3 separate regions of the Mus musculus genome follow, and all the other regions are linked to region 1. The links are chromatin loops, found by intact Hi-C in ENCODE. Cell type or tissue: heart. All regions are shown on one strand. Region 1 holds the start of Vwa8 (von Willebrand factor A domain containing 8). Region 2 overlaps Vwa8 (von Willebrand factor A domain containing 8). Region 3 overlaps Vwa8 (von Willebrand factor A domain containing 8).

Region 1 (5,000 bases):
ATTGTTTGAGAGCCTTGAGCCTGCATCTTACACACATCAGTCTGTGTACATGTGTTGGTATGCCTGCTTTCTGCATTTGATGTGATTTCATTGTCTAACAGTAAATGGCTGAATGTGCTACAGTGTCTCAATCTATGCCATGCTGTAGTAGGCAAGCCTGTGGGTGCATTTTCTTAATCAGTGATTGATGTGTGAGGCCCACACGGGTAAGGCCTCCCCTGGGCTGGTGGTCCTGGGGTTTGTAAGAAAACAGGCTGAGGAAGTCAGGGGAAGGAAATGAATAAGCAACATCATGGCCTCTGAATCAGCTCCTGCCTCTGGGCTCCTGTCCTATTTGAGTTCCTGTCCTGACTTCCCTCAGTGACCTATGATAGTTACCTGGAAGTGTAAGCTGAAAAAAATCCTCCCCCACATCACCCCTGCAAACTCTCTTCTGGTGATGGTGTTTCACCAGAGAAATAGTAACTCTAACTGAAATAGTTAGGTAATAGTACCTCCTATTTGTGAATTGTGTCAAATAAGATTGTTAATTAAAGTGTTTAGCACAATCTCATGACATAGAGTATGTGCTCTGCATGAGTCAAGTCTCCCTAGAACAGGATGAATTGAATGAATATATGTTTCACAAAGGTGTTTAGTTTCCCCAGTAGGAACTGGGAAATCCAATATTGGTTGTCTGTACATTAGAGAGGTGGAGAACCTGGTAGCTGCATAGTCCACAAGGCTGGGTTCTTCAGCATTCTCTGCTGGTGGTGGAGGTTTCGAGGTCTCCTTTCAAGCCACTTCGTCTTCAGTCTCTGTTTGAGAATTGGATTCTCATGGCAGTGAATTATGATCCTCATCAGCCAGAGGCAGAGACAGGCAAGCAAGAGAAAGGCTTTTCCCTCCAACTCTTTCTTTTTAAGTTTCCTCAGGAAGGTACTGCACATGCTGGGTGGGAGAGTCTTCCCCTTTGAATTACTGCTTCCTTGAAATGCCCTCATAGACAGGTCAGAGCCTTGTCTTTTAGTCAAATCCAGACCTAATCTACTTGACTGTAACAATGGTCAACTATCTCAGGCTCAAAGGAGGAAAAGCAATTTGTAAATTTCTATGCTGCTTGCATGTTTGCCATTAACCCAATTCACATAGGGATTAAAAAAGAAAAGAAAAGGAAAAAAAGAACAACAACAACAACAACAAAAAGAAAATAAAAAGAGGATATGACTCCTCCTGGGTAAGAGGGTGGAGAAGGTGCATTATAGATGTGAGGGAGAAAACACAGAGGCAGAGGCATCTATCTGGCAGGGTTCAGAGTGAAAATGAACACCTGAGTGAGGGTGGTGTGTGTGTGTGTGTGTGTGTGTGTGTGTAGAGGGGAAGCTGGGAGAGGAGAGAGCCAGGATCCAGGAAGCCAGACCAGGAGACCAAAAGAGGACCAGAGTAGTCAAAGAGGCTGGATTGTAGATGGAAGAGCAGCTTGGGGGAAAGATAGTACTGCCTCTGGGTTGGAGAGTTCAGAGTAGGGGACTGAGTGCCTCTACCAGGAGGATCCTGTAACAGGTGGGAATGGAGAGATAGGAGGAGGATCTAGTGGCTAGTACCAGCTTTGATGTGTTAACAGGGACCTCTGTTAGCTTTTATCTGTTAACTGGCACCTCCTATAGCTGGTTGTCTCAGATTTGAGGCCTAACAGGTGTGGTTGTGAAATAGTGAGAATCTATCCATGTAATAATTATGCTGTTTTGACATCTTTAATGTTCACTCCTTTATTTTCGATTTCTCCAAACTAGTTTAAATTATTTCTCTGCCACCTCCATTTACTTCTAAGTTTAGTTCCTCGGGAAGTTTAAGTGCCTGGGAGGTGGGTGCTTAATATGGATGTAAGATACAGGTAGGTCTAGAATTGGCAAGGCCATTCTCTGAGAGCCAGGCCTGCATCTTGTTTGTTTGATTTCATTGTGCAGAACTTCATTAAAACTTTTTGCTTTGGTTAATTCACTCTTGACATTTTGGGGAGGCAGCCTAATTACATTAGACTTTGTTTGCTTTATGGAAGACTGCTGCTGCTTTTGGAATGCATGGTAGGGAGGGAGCCTTAGTCAAGTGTCCTACTTTTTCCTCACTAAAGACATAAATTATGTTTATATAACCCTTGCCTTGTAGCCTGACTGGATCCTTCTGGTAGTTGAACGTTTTTTCATTCACCATTATAGTGTAACATTTCCTCTTGCAGTTTAGAAGATGATAAAACAGGAGCGGCAAAGGAAGGCTAAACTGAAGCTTTCAATGCCTGTGGTGTGGAAACCCTGGGAAGATGACAACGAATTAAAATAGGTGAAGTTCCAGAATCTCTTGAATATTTTCTCCATTCTGAAAAAAGATCCGAAGCAGTATCGAGGGGAAAGCCCACAGTGCATCATAACACAGTAGGCTAGCAGCCAAGAAAGAAACAGGGCATACGCTCAACTGTGCTAAAGGTCTTTGGCATCTCCCCAGCTCCGGGCGTCCCTGGGGCGACCACGCCTGGGGCGGCGCGCCGGGCTCCGGTAGCCGATCCTACCGGCTGGCGCTCGGCCTGCCCTCCGCCCCGGGCCGGGCCCATCCCGCAGAGCCCGGCGAGCCGGGGGAAGGAGTTTCCGGCGGACCCGCCTCCCTGCCGCTTCCTGTCCCGCTCGCCGATCGCCTCCTGCCCGGTCCAGGGACTGTGCTTGTCCGAAGCCCCTGGAGGTCCCACGCATGCCTCCTGCACCATGCAGTCACGCCTCCTCCTCCTAGGAGCCCCGGGCGGCCTTGGGGACGTGGCCTCCCGGCGAGTGCGGCTGCTCTTGCGGCAGGTGTTGCGGGGCAGGCCGGGCGGGGACCAGCAGCGGCTGGAGGTCAGGCTGCTGCACTCTGGGGCGACCGACTCAGGTAACTGGGCCCTCCGCCTTCGCTGCCGCTGCCCTCGCTGCTTTGTGATGTGGGGCAAGGCGCTGGCGCCCCCTGGGCTCCACTCTGAAACCTTAGGGGTCCGGACTAAGGTCTCTGATGCCTAGGAACACAGTTTTCTCCCACTGGAGATTTTTGTACAAGAATCCTCACGTAGACTCTAGGACACTGAGAGGTTTATGCTGCAGCCTTTGGGGGCTGTTAAGACTCGTGCTTGACCTTGACCTTTGACTCCCGAGGGCTTGGTTTTGTGTCATGAGCCAAGTAGGGCTCGTGATGGCATAGACACGTGTACAATCTTGCTGGAGAACCTGTGCCCATGTTCCTTCCCAATTTTAACAGAAGACTCGGTTTCAAGCACTCTTAGAACTGAAAGTCATCGCTTTAGTTAAAACCCTATACTATAGTCGGAATGAATGAGTCCCAAAAAAGAGGGAAACAAAAAAAAAAAGTGCCTCGCTGAGGATCACAAGGTGAAATTGCGATTCAAAACTTGCCTGTCCTCGATTATAGCTTCTAGAGCATGTACTTGCTTTCCACTCTGTTACTCAGTTTTCATCTGCGTGACAACATTAAAACACACACACACACACACACACACACACACACACACACACACACACACACAGAGCAGCCTAAAACAAGGGAAGATTTCTTGGCTGGAAGTTACAGATGTTTCAGTGTATGCTTAATACTTTAATCACTGTGGCCTGTGGTGAGGCAGAAATTCGTGATGACAAGAGGACTTAGCAGAGGGAAGCTGCTCTCTCAGGGAGGCAGAGAGAGAGGAATCGGGGATAAGACCTACTTTTCAAAGAATCTACTTTGTCTCACTAGGTTCACCTCCTTGTGTGTGTCATCTCCAGATAGTATCATCTCATCTAATAAATCCATCATTTCACCAGTCCAGATGATAATACACTCTTATCAGAGAAGGCAGATGTCAAGGGTAGAATGTGGTACAATCTGACAGGCTTTGAGGTTGAGCAGTTTTGGGTAGACTCCGTTTGTTTGTTTGTTTGTTTGTTTGTTTATTTATTTATTTATTTATACTCTCTAGCTAACTATAAGAGCCATGAGTCAGCAGATAGAACATTTAATTGAAAAGAGGTTTTTAAAAAAATGAAAAAAAATTTGTTTTGTACTGATATGCCTCACTACAACAAGGGGCACTGAAACTGAGAACTTGTGTATTCACCAGAGACCTGGGCACATGTAAGAGCCCTCATGACAGAGTGAAAGATTAACTCTTGGCTATCCAGACTCCTAAGGTTAGGGCTTTCAAGGTGAGAGCGGCACAGTTGGAACCAGAGGTCATACACAGGCCACAGCCGTAGCACAGAAAGCAGCAGGCTGTGATGGATGAGTGTGGATGCTGGGAAGACTCTCAGTTGTACTCCAGCACGTGACCAGACTCCCTTTGTCCTCTGTTGTCACTGCTTCCTAGCAGTGTGACGGGAGAACAAAGTACATGAAAAACAAACTCAAGTTGTAGACTTTGCTTCTCCCGAACTGTATGCCTGTTTGTCTTGTCTGCACGGTCCTTTGGTGCCTGTCATCACTGGGTACCTAACAAGCGTTCGGTGGCTTACTGGGTCAAAGTTCATGGAGACTGTTTTTGTGAGAGGCTGCAATTGCTTTGCTGGCTTTCATGATAGTATACCTTTACTAAGCTTGATATGAAGGGGGAAGAGGCCATTTATGTAAACAGTAAAAAAGAAGTTGGGCAACTTTAATCCCAGTACTGTGAGTTGAAGATCAGCCTGGTCTATAACAGTTCCTGCATAGCCAGCTCTATGTAGAAAGAATCTGTCTAAAAAAAAAAGCTTAAACCAAACCACCCCAAACAAACCAACAGACTCTCACAGCTCCTGCTTAGCATCCCTTTCCGTCGGATGGGGTAGAACCTATAACTTGTAAATTCTTTATCTGTATGCTTTAATTAGTAGGAGTGGTATCTCAAGGTTTTAGAAACAAATGGTCAGTCAGCAAGGAGGTTATCACTCCACAGCATAGTTGATGGATCACTGTGACATCATCATAGATGGGGCCAGCTGGCTCAGTAGGACTGGATCTCAGAAACTGACGAG
Region 2 (5,000 bases), 48 kb after region 1:
TTCAGTCACCAGCCATAGTCAGCATGTTTTCTAACATATCTCAACTTGTTCTTCCTGATATTTTATTCTCTTTGACCAACATGTCTGCAATATTCTCTGCCTTGACACATTTTGGTGTTTGTAATAGGTTAAGTTGGATTTTCTGGATCTACCTAGCCATTTTTTGCTGTGGTTAATGACCATAATTAAATGAGAAAATGAATGCAAATAGTAAACCTTTAAATTAAAAATAGCATTGTGAAATCCATATTTGTGGTGTTAACATATTTAGTATACAGATATTCTCACAAATTGGTGAGAAGAATCATGTGACCAGTAGACGTGTGAATGGTGTTCTAACTTGTGTGACAGCCAGCAAGCTGCAAATTTCCTTGTAAGGTGCCAGTATTCATACATCACCTTGGCTAGAGTTGAAAACTATTATGTCAGGTACAGAGTGTCCAGGAAATGGCACTCTGATATATTGCTGCCTGAAGTATTAGTTCCTGTGACTTTCCAGGAGAGTGAGACGACAATGCATTTCCAGAGAAGAGTAGTGTCTGTTCTTACCATCTACACTGACAAACATACTGGTGTGTACTGTGACAGGAGCATGCCTGCCATTCCAGTCATTTGGGAGGCAGAGATAGGACGAAGAATTTGTGTTTAAGCTAGGCTCTATTATGTGGGCCTGTAATCTTAGCCAATCAAAGGCTGAGGCATGAGTGTTCCAAGTTCAAGTCTTGCCTGGACCAACAGAACAACTTCAAAAACAGCCCAGACAACCTTTCATCAAAATAAAAAGTTAAAAGGGGTAGATGGATTAGCCCTTAGACCTCATCAAGAGCTATTTTGTGGTGGATAGTGGTTAATGCAGAAACTCAGCAAGCCATCACAGCGCATCAGTGGGATGCTCAGCCACAGATGTGGTGTCGACAGCACTGCATCCCAGCCCTCAGATGTGGTGTCGACAGCACTGCATCCCACCCCACAGATGGGATGTCGACAGCACTGCATCCCAGCCCTCAGATGGGATGTCTACAGCACTGCATCCCACCCCACAGATGGGATGTCGACAGCACTGCATCCCACCCCACAGATGGGATGTCTACAGCACTGCGTCCCACACCACAGATGGGATGTCTACAGCACTGCATCCCACCCCACAGATGGGATGTCGACAGCACTGCATCCCACCCCACAGATGGGATGTCTACAGCACTGTATCCCACCCCAAGGCTCGGGGCCATCTTAGAGGAGGGGCAGAAAGATTGAAGGGCCAGAACTTGCAGCAAATAGTGTCTTCTGCAACACACACTTAGGAAACAGGACTCACATGATTCTAGCCGCATCTAATCTGAAAGCTTTCTTCCTGCAGTCTCCCTTCCATGGTATCAGAAAATACTGTCCAAGCTGCCAAGGGAGGGAAGGAGTTAATAGGCTTACCTAGCTGCAACATCCATGAGCCACAGCAATGACTATCATGGCATAAAGGTGACACTAAGTGACAGTCACATGTTAGTGGTAACCAATGACTGCCTAATTGGACTTTGGGCCCATGCAACAAGAGGAAAATCAGGCTTTGCATTAGAAACCTAGCCAACTTTCTGGAGCTAGTGAGGTCATGGGTTTATAAAAGAGTTTACAGTGGTTGTTTTACTAGAGCAGAATGAAGTAGAAACTTAAGGGTTCTTTGGAAAGTCAGTTGTGTTGGATGGTGTTTTACTGGGACAAACACCATGAGGGACTGTTTCTTTGTGAAGAAACATTTTGCTCAGACAGACATGGGTGAAGGATGTTCTGCTAAAGCAAGCAGGTGAAAGGACATTGGGCTTCCTACCTAATGATACACATGTATCAGTCTGCTTTATATTGTGTAGTTGAGCTCATTTTGTTGAGACGCCATAGAGAGAAATGCACCAAAAAAAAAAAAAAAAAAAAGTCTGATGGTGTGCTGGTGGCCTTTTGTTGCTTCTGTGGACTCGGGCTGATTGGCAGAGTGATGTCAGCTGAGACAGACTCATGTGCTGAGGCAAGACAGGTGGTGAGCAAGAACCATGGAGGACACATGATGTTTGGAGGGAGTATAAATAGCACTCGATGGACAGTGATGGAGGCTGAGCTAGGCTTGCTTATAGAGCCAGCTGTGCTACGCTTCTTGGTCTCACATCTTCACTGATCTTCACTTCGCTGAGAGAGACACAGCTGAGAACTTTTCCTGCTGCTCCTGTTGGCCCTCATCCCTCCTGAAAATTGTGCCAATTTGGCTGAGGCCTAGCTGTTCCTCTAGGCCATGCCAGCACTGCTGCTATCCCAACACTACTGAGTTGGACTGCTGATCCATGGTCCACGAAGTGTTGGTGAGTGGATTGAGCTGACCTGGGAATGGAACTACAGATTTCCTTGCAACACAGATGGGATTTGCCCCAGAGAACCATTTCTAAACAGGTCCACTTTCTCCGTACCCTTTGTTTTCCACCACCCCTGGTGGGCTAGAAGGGAGGTTAAAGCATTTGTGAACCATAATTAAAAATAGGTTTTGAAAAAAATTAAGATTACACCAGCATAATTCCCAATTGCATTCAATATCTGATCCTTATACTTCAAGGAAATATAGCTATCACCTGTTAGTTATCAAAGAGCAAATGGAGACTGTTGCAGACAGCTACACCTAGACACAATGCAGGGATCAGTAGAACATGGGGAGCCTAACCTGAATATCTATATCACAGCCCCTTGCATCTCTGGTTCAGAGAACACTGAGGAAGCAAAAAGACTGTGAGAGCCAGAATACCAGAAGTCTGCAACAGTCTCTCATAGAAACGGCTGCATAAACAAGACTGGAACAATACCAATATCAGTTGACATACTGCCGTAGAAGGGGGAGAATTTGTGGAGTCCCACAACTATACAAAGGACCATCTAAAACTTATGATTGTTGGGAAAGAGAGAATTAGCTCTTCCAGAGATACCCCTTATTGGTTGTCCATTCAAAGTGGTCAGAATTGAAACCATATACACACAAACATATACACTACCATGCTGATTCATACATTTGTAATTTTTCAATAGAATAAAAGCTCCATATATAAAATAAAGATTTTTTAAAAGAATGGCTGCATTATACATCTTAACTGCATTTTCTGTAATCTGAATCAAGAATATTTACATGTTATGTTTAAAGAATCTGATCTTGTTTAGCAAGATTTGAAGCTTGTTGGTTCTTCTGAGACCCATTTATAACTAAAGGCAGATCTTTTCCTTTATTTTCTTTTTGGTGGTTGTTTTCCCTCAATACAACACTGAGACAAAGACATCTCCAGCAATTTGTTAACTCCTCACACGTAAGCACGTTAGCGGATAGGTTGTTAATTGACCTTGAATATTAAATGGTGATGAAAATATTCTGATATGTGTCACTTGTCACCTTGCTGTCCTTTTGATGACCTTTCTTCCTGTGGAGCTGTTGTTACCGTATGGTATAGATTTTTAAAAAGAACCAAAACTTTCTGTTACTGTTGCAAAAATGGATCAACACAGAAGACCAAGAGAGCTCAAACCACCAGAACACAAAACCTAAATTGTGCTGTAGGCCTGACTGTAAGAACCAAGGATATTTTACTGTGTGTTGGTCCAGTACGGTAAGATAGTGTTACTAGGTACAGTGGTTCATGCTTACATACTTGAGGGATACAATTTGTTAAATTTTGGTTTGTGCAGGAAAGGATGCTGATCGGTTGAAATACTGATCAGGTAAATCTGTGACTCACAAGCTTTGTGTGTGTGTGTGTGTGTGTGTGTGTGTGAGAGAGAGAGAGAGAGAGAGAGAGGGGAGGGGGGAGAGAGACTTTTAGATTGTCTGGAATTTTGTAAATAAATAGAATCATACTGTATTTTGCCTTCCCTATATAGCACAGCGTAATTACTTTGACATTCTGCTGTGTTTCAGTTATTTGCTCCTTTTTTAAATTTAGTATTATTCAGTTGTATAGATGCATCACTTCTCTACCTGTTGATGGGCATTTGAAGGTCTTACTGCTTTTGAGGCTTTTAGAAATACAGCTGGGATTATGAGATAGTAGGCTTATTGGTGCTTAGCTCTTTTTGTTTTTATTTTTATGTTTAAATCAGGATATTCGTTTTTTGACAATTGAAATGTAGCAATGTATTTTTTTTTACTATGAATTCTGGATAGTAACCCTTATTCTCATGTATCCTAGTCATATATATTTGTAGATATTCTCACATACTTTGTATATTCCCCACTCTCTGGGTTACCATTTCACTGTGTTATGTTTAATTTTTCCACTTAGAAGCATTTACTTTGCTATATTACTTGTATTAGTTAGGGTTTTACTGCTGTAAACAGACACCATGACCAAGGAAAGTCTTATAAAAACATTTAATTGGGGCTGGCTTACAGGTTCAGAGGTTCAGTCCATTATCATCAAGGTGGGAGCATGGCAGCATCCAGGCAGGCATGGTGCAGGAGGAGCTGAGAGTTCTATATCTTCATCCAAAGGCTGCTAGTGGAAGACTGACTTCCAGGCAACTAGGGTGAGGATCTTAAGCCCACAGTGACACACCTACTCCAACCAGGTCACACCTATTCCAACAAGGCCACACCTCCAAATGGTGCCACTCCCTGGCCCAAGAATATACAATCACATTCCACTCCCTGGCCCAAGAATATACAAACCATCACATTACTCTTAATTTATTTTGGCTTTTGTAGCCAGAGCTTTAGTGTGACATGCCAAAAGTCATTGCCAAGGCCAATGGCCAGAGGATCCCCACCATGTTCTCTTGTAGAATTCTGTTTTATGCTTTTAGGTCCCTTTTTAGTTTTGAGTTGATTTTTGTATAAGCTGTAAGATAAAGTTTCAGTTCCATTCCTTTGCACATGGAAATAGTTTCCCCAGCATCATTTGTTGAAAGATTATCTTATCCCCATCATGTCTTCTTGGTACCCTGTCTCCATAGTTAACCATATGCATTGGAATTTATTTCTGGCTTCTTTA
Region 3 (5,000 bases), 140 kb after region 1:
CTCTAGGATGCAGTGATGGAACCTGATTCCATTCAGTGTGGCAGTAATTACTGTTGTCATCCTTTTGAAAGAGAAAGGGAGTACTAAATAATAAGAGAAAGATGGCAAACTCTCATTCTTACATCGAGCAAATATGTAATAAGGGGGAAATACCTAAAGCTTTCTGGTGATATTTCTCTTTGGATTTGAGAAAACTTTTTGTTTGTTATTTGAAATATGCTGTACAAAGACAAATGTGTGCAAACACATGTCCACAAGGCTAAAGAAGCATTGCATAGGTCTTCAACATTAACTCTGCATATTCTTTGCTGGTGCCTGCTTTTAGGATATGACTGCGCGGGACCTGCTACAGCAGCGGTACACGCTCCCCAACGGCGACACCGCCTGGCGCTCCTCACCCCTTGTGAGTGCTGCCCGGGAAGGCAAACTGGTCCTGTTGGATGGTATCCACCGCGTCAACGCTGGCACACTGGCTGTATTGCAAAGGTTTGCATCATAGACAGTCTTTATGCCAACCTAAACACTGAGATTTCAGGTCCTGAGGAATTTACAGTTCTATATTATTAAGCTGAATACAATATTATTAATATTTGGTTATAAACACATGCCTATCAGACCCCAAACCTCACCTCTGTGGCAGAATTTGCTGTGTAAGAGCTAAAGGATGAAAGTGTGCCAGCCGTGGCTCCAAGAGGCTTATGGACATAGATCAATATGTGCAACAAACCACACAGCTGGAGCGTCTGCAATTTTATCTTAACGATACGTCTAGACATCATCCCAGACAACATTGGAGCTGAGCTTATTGTAATATTTTTTTATTATTTAATTTTTTGAGAGAAAATAAAATTTAATATAAAATGTGTATTTATTTGCTTATTTCACTCAGCACAGATATGACCATTTCTGTAGCCTTCATTTTCTTATTTTGAGTGAGAAACAGTTTAATGTGGGAAGATTCTCTGTCTAATTTCTGTGGAAAGTCTTCCCCGCCTGTGTCATCTCTGAGGTTACTGATGCTTTTCATCCCTTTCCTACGGCATGACTTTTTAATCTGACTTACTGGGAAGTGTCAAATAAATGAAAGAAGCCACTTCTTCACCCAGCTAACCACAGTTTTTATCGCTGACAAGATGCAGGCACTGAGTGGAATGAAAGACTCCAAATGTGTTTGTTGTATTAATCTTGATTCGGTCTGTGTGGGTTTAAAAATAGTAATCACAAAGTTTTGGTGATTTACCACATTTCTTAGACTCATAATTTAATATTCTCTGCCAAACAGATAAATGTGGATACAAAAATAAGAAAAGGCTCAGCCCTCTCTTGTTGGCTGTCTCTCAGATGCCTGGCCAAGGACAAAAGAGCAGCAACAGCAGCAAGGAGCCTGTGCTGTGCTAAACCAGAGGCTCCAGTGTCAGCCTCAGGCCGCTTGCAGGATGGATGCTGACAAATGGAGCTATAAAATACAGTGCCTGGCCTCCATCCCTACCAGGGCTTCAAATGATACAGGCTGGAGTTTTTTACGTGGGCATTTTAAAATGCTGCCTAGGAATCCTAACTTAGGAAAACTGAGCAAGATGATGTTAAGCATGTATTTTAAATTACTTGTTCAATTTTCATACCAACTATATGAGATTGGCATTGTTGTCTTAATTTTTTTGCCTTAATTTTAGAGTAAAATTTAGAGAGATGGAATGGTTCTCCCTTCTCTGATTGTTCAGCACATTGGACTTGAACCCAGGCCTTCCAGACTGCACTGCCTGTGCTCATAGCTTCTAGATGAGTCTTTGCCCTCTGACCTTTGCAGACCTAGCAGTAGAGTCTTACACAGTATGGGAAGCTAGTTGCTTTGGGGCTGCCATGTGGAGGAGCAATGGAGTTATTTCTGAGGCTTTTGATATCTTAAGTCCTGCAATTTCAACAGTGAAATATTATAGTGATACTTTCCCTTTCAAAGCTGCATTGGATTCAGGAGTGTGTGTGGCTTACACGTGAAAACATGCCCCATGGGTGAGCTGAGGCATTGTCTCCCACCTCCTCCTCCCCTTCTTCATGTCTCTTCTCCCTCATACCCATCGCTGGCATTTGGGACTGCTCCTCTGCAGAGTCCAGCATGTCTGCCCAGGATAGTGCGTAATAGCACTGACGAAGTTACTGTTGTGAACACGCACCTAAGACAGTTGTTAGGCTTGTCCTCCAGCATGACATGCAGACTGAGTGATGCTGCCTCTCCTTACATCATTGATTAACTTGTTTCCCCCAACCCCTTCCCCATCAGACTGATCCATGACCGGGAGCTCAGCCTGTATGATGGATCTCGGCTGCTGAGGGAGGACAGGTACCTGAGCTTGAAGGAGAAGCTACAACTGACCGATGAGCAGCTACAGAACAGGTCATTTGAAGGACGTTATTATCAGTTTGTTTTTTAACTTTTATTTATTGTATATGTATGTGCATGGATGTGTATGTACACATACTACAGTTCACATACAGGAGCCAGAGAACAACTTGAGGGAATCTCCTGTCTTCTTCCTCCACTTGGGTCTTGGGGAGCCAACTCCTCCTGAGGCTTGGCAGCAAGCCAACCCTTGACTACACTATTCTTAGCGTTAACTTACTGCTAAGCTGAAAGTAGCAGTCTTTATTTTTAGCTAAGCTAGAGTCAAACCAAACAATAACTGAATGGCTTAGTTTGGTGTCCTGTGGATGAGATAGCCTGACACTTCTAAAACCTGAGGTTTAATCTAGGCCCTACTGACTTCTTAGCCTGTACTTTTAAATAACTGTCTCAACTGTATTAAGAAGGTAAGCCAGCTTTACTAGGAAGTCATGGGCATAACTGTGGATGTCCCTGAGGCATTGCTGGCCTCCTGCCCCCAGCTTCCTTACAGCTCTTTCACTAGGTATAACAGTCAAATGCTATGGGTGAGATTCGATTTTCCTGTAGCAGGAAACAACATGAAAACATTTACAAAACACAAATAGAAAAGATTAGACCTGGGAAAATGGCTCAGAAGTTAAAGCACTGTCTACACAGGCTTGATTTAAGTCTGGATCCCCAAAGCCCATATAAAAGCCAGGTACTATGTATACAGGAACTGTAACCCTGGCATATAAAAAGCCAGGTACTATGTATATAGGAACTGTAACCCCGGCATATAAAAAGCCAGGTACTATGTATATAGGAGCTGTAACCCCGGCATATAAAAAGCCAGGTACTATGTATATAGGAGCTGTAACCCCGGCATATAAAAAGCCAGGTACTATGTATATAGGAGCTGTAACCCCGGCATATAAAAAGCCAGGTACTATTTATATAGGAGCTGTAACCCCGGCATATAAAAAGCCAGGTACTATTTATATAGGAGCTGTAACCCCGGCATATAAAAAGCCAGGTACTATGTATATAGGAGCTGTAACCCCGGCATATAAAAAGCCAGGTACTATGTATATAGGAGCTGTAACCCCGGCATATAAAAAGCCAGGTACTATGTATATAGGAGCTGTAACCCCGGCATATAAAAGCCAGGTACTATGTATATAGGAGCTGTAACCCCGGCATATAAAAAGCCAGGTACTATTTATATAGGAGCTGTAACCCCGGCATATAAAAAGCCAGGTACTATTTATATAGGAGCTGTAACCCCGGCATATAAAAAGCCAGGTACTATGTATATAGGAGCTGTAACCCCGGCATATAAAAAGCCAGGTACTATGTATATAGGAGCTGTAACCCCGGCATATAAAAAGCCAGGTACTATGTATATAGGAGCTGTAACCCCGGCATATAAAAAGCCAGGTACTATGTATATAGGAACTGTAACCCCGGCATATAAAAAGCCAGGTACTATGTATATAGGAACTGTAACCCCGGCATATAAAAAGCCAGGTACTATGTATATAGGAGCTGTAACCCCGGCATATAAAAAGCCAGATACTATGTATATAGGAGCTGTAACCCCGGCATATAAAAAGCCAGGTACTATTTATATAGGAGCTGTAACCCCGGCATATAAAAAGCCAGGTACTATGTATATAGGAGCTGTAACCCCGGCATATAAAAGCCAGGTACTATGTATATAGGAGCTGTAACCCCGGCATATAAAAGCCAGGTACTATGTATATAGGAGCTGTAACCCCGGCATATAAAAAGCCAAGTACTATGTATATAGGAGCTGTAACCCCGGCATATAAAAGCCAGGTACTATGTATATAGGAGCTGTAACCCCGGCATATAAAAAGCCAGGTACTATGTATATAGGAACTGTAACCCCGGCATATAAAAAGCCAGGTACTATGTATATAGGAGCTGTAACCCCGGCATATAAAAAGCCAGGTACTATGTATATAGGAGCTGTAACCCCGGCATATAAAAAGCCAGGTACTATGTATATAGGAACTGTAACCCCGGCATATAAAAGCCAGGTACTATGTATATAGGAGCTGTAACCCCGGCATATAAAAGCCAGGTACTATGTATATAGGAACTGTAACCCCGGCATATAAAAAGCCAGGTACTATGTATATAGGAGCTGTAACCCCGGCATATAAAAAGCCAGGTACTATGTATATAGGAACTGTAACCCGGCATGAGGCAGAAGTTTAACCAAGGCAGGCAGATCTTTGAAACTAATTGGCTGACTAGCTTATCCCTGTAGATGAAGTTTCAGGTTCAGTTACAGACCCTGTCTTAAATATAAGGGTAGAAACCAGGGTTCAGATGTATCAGGGACGCAGCTGTAGATAGACCAGTCTGAGCTGAAGGCCAACCTTGTTATTCATAGTGAGGTCAGAGGCAGTCAGGCCTACAGCAAGACCATGTGTCAAAAAATACAACAAAAAAAATGGGGCAATCAGCTGAGGAAAGTTGGCTACCTCTGCTCTCATAAATGCACCTGTACTAACAAGAACCCACACACAGTACACAGCATAGGCACACACATGCACCTGTGCTAATAAGTACACACATGGTACACAACACAGGCACACACATGCACCTG

What was found. Peaks named below come from ENCODE experiments on the same cell type or tissue, not always from the same donor. Only the 100,000 strongest peaks of a DNase experiment are listed, where the experiment ranks them.
Region 2: a loop joins it to region 1, with 2.0 times the contacts of the local background. A loop is called at or near these places in 7 of 42 quality-filtered maps.
Region 3: it touches region 1 in a loop (1.8-fold over the local background); 2 of 42 quality-filtered maps call a loop at or near these places.

Annotation. Positions count from the first base shown.
Region 1 is chr14:78,846,552-78,851,551 of GRCm38, forward strand. Vwa8 (von Willebrand factor A domain containing 8) reads left to right here and starts at 2,627. Exons shown (of 45, transcript NM_027906.1): 1 at 2,627-2,892. The coding sequence starts at 2,733. In heart, a CTCF peak has its summit at 2,968; a DNase peak (open chromatin) is centred at 2,570; H3K4me3 peaks cover 1,600 bases; H3K27ac peaks cover 2,421 bases.
Region 2 is chr14:78,894,198-78,899,197 of GRCm38, forward strand. All of the region lies in intron 2 of Vwa8 (von Willebrand factor A domain containing 8), which reads left to right. Among named protein-coding and RNA genes, the nearest start is that of Vwa8, 48 kb to the left of the region's middle. In heart, no CTCF peak of the experiment used is centred here; a DNase peak (open chromatin) is centred at 2,284.
Region 3 is chr14:78,981,911-78,986,910 of GRCm38, forward strand. Vwa8 (von Willebrand factor A domain containing 8) reads left to right here. Exons shown (of 45, transcript NM_027906.1): 13 at 326-486; 14 at 2,279-2,392. Among named protein-coding and RNA genes, the nearest start is that of Vwa8, 140 kb to the left of the region's middle. In heart, no CTCF peak of the experiment used is centred here; no DNase peak of the experiment used is centred here; H3K27ac peaks cover 1,289 bases.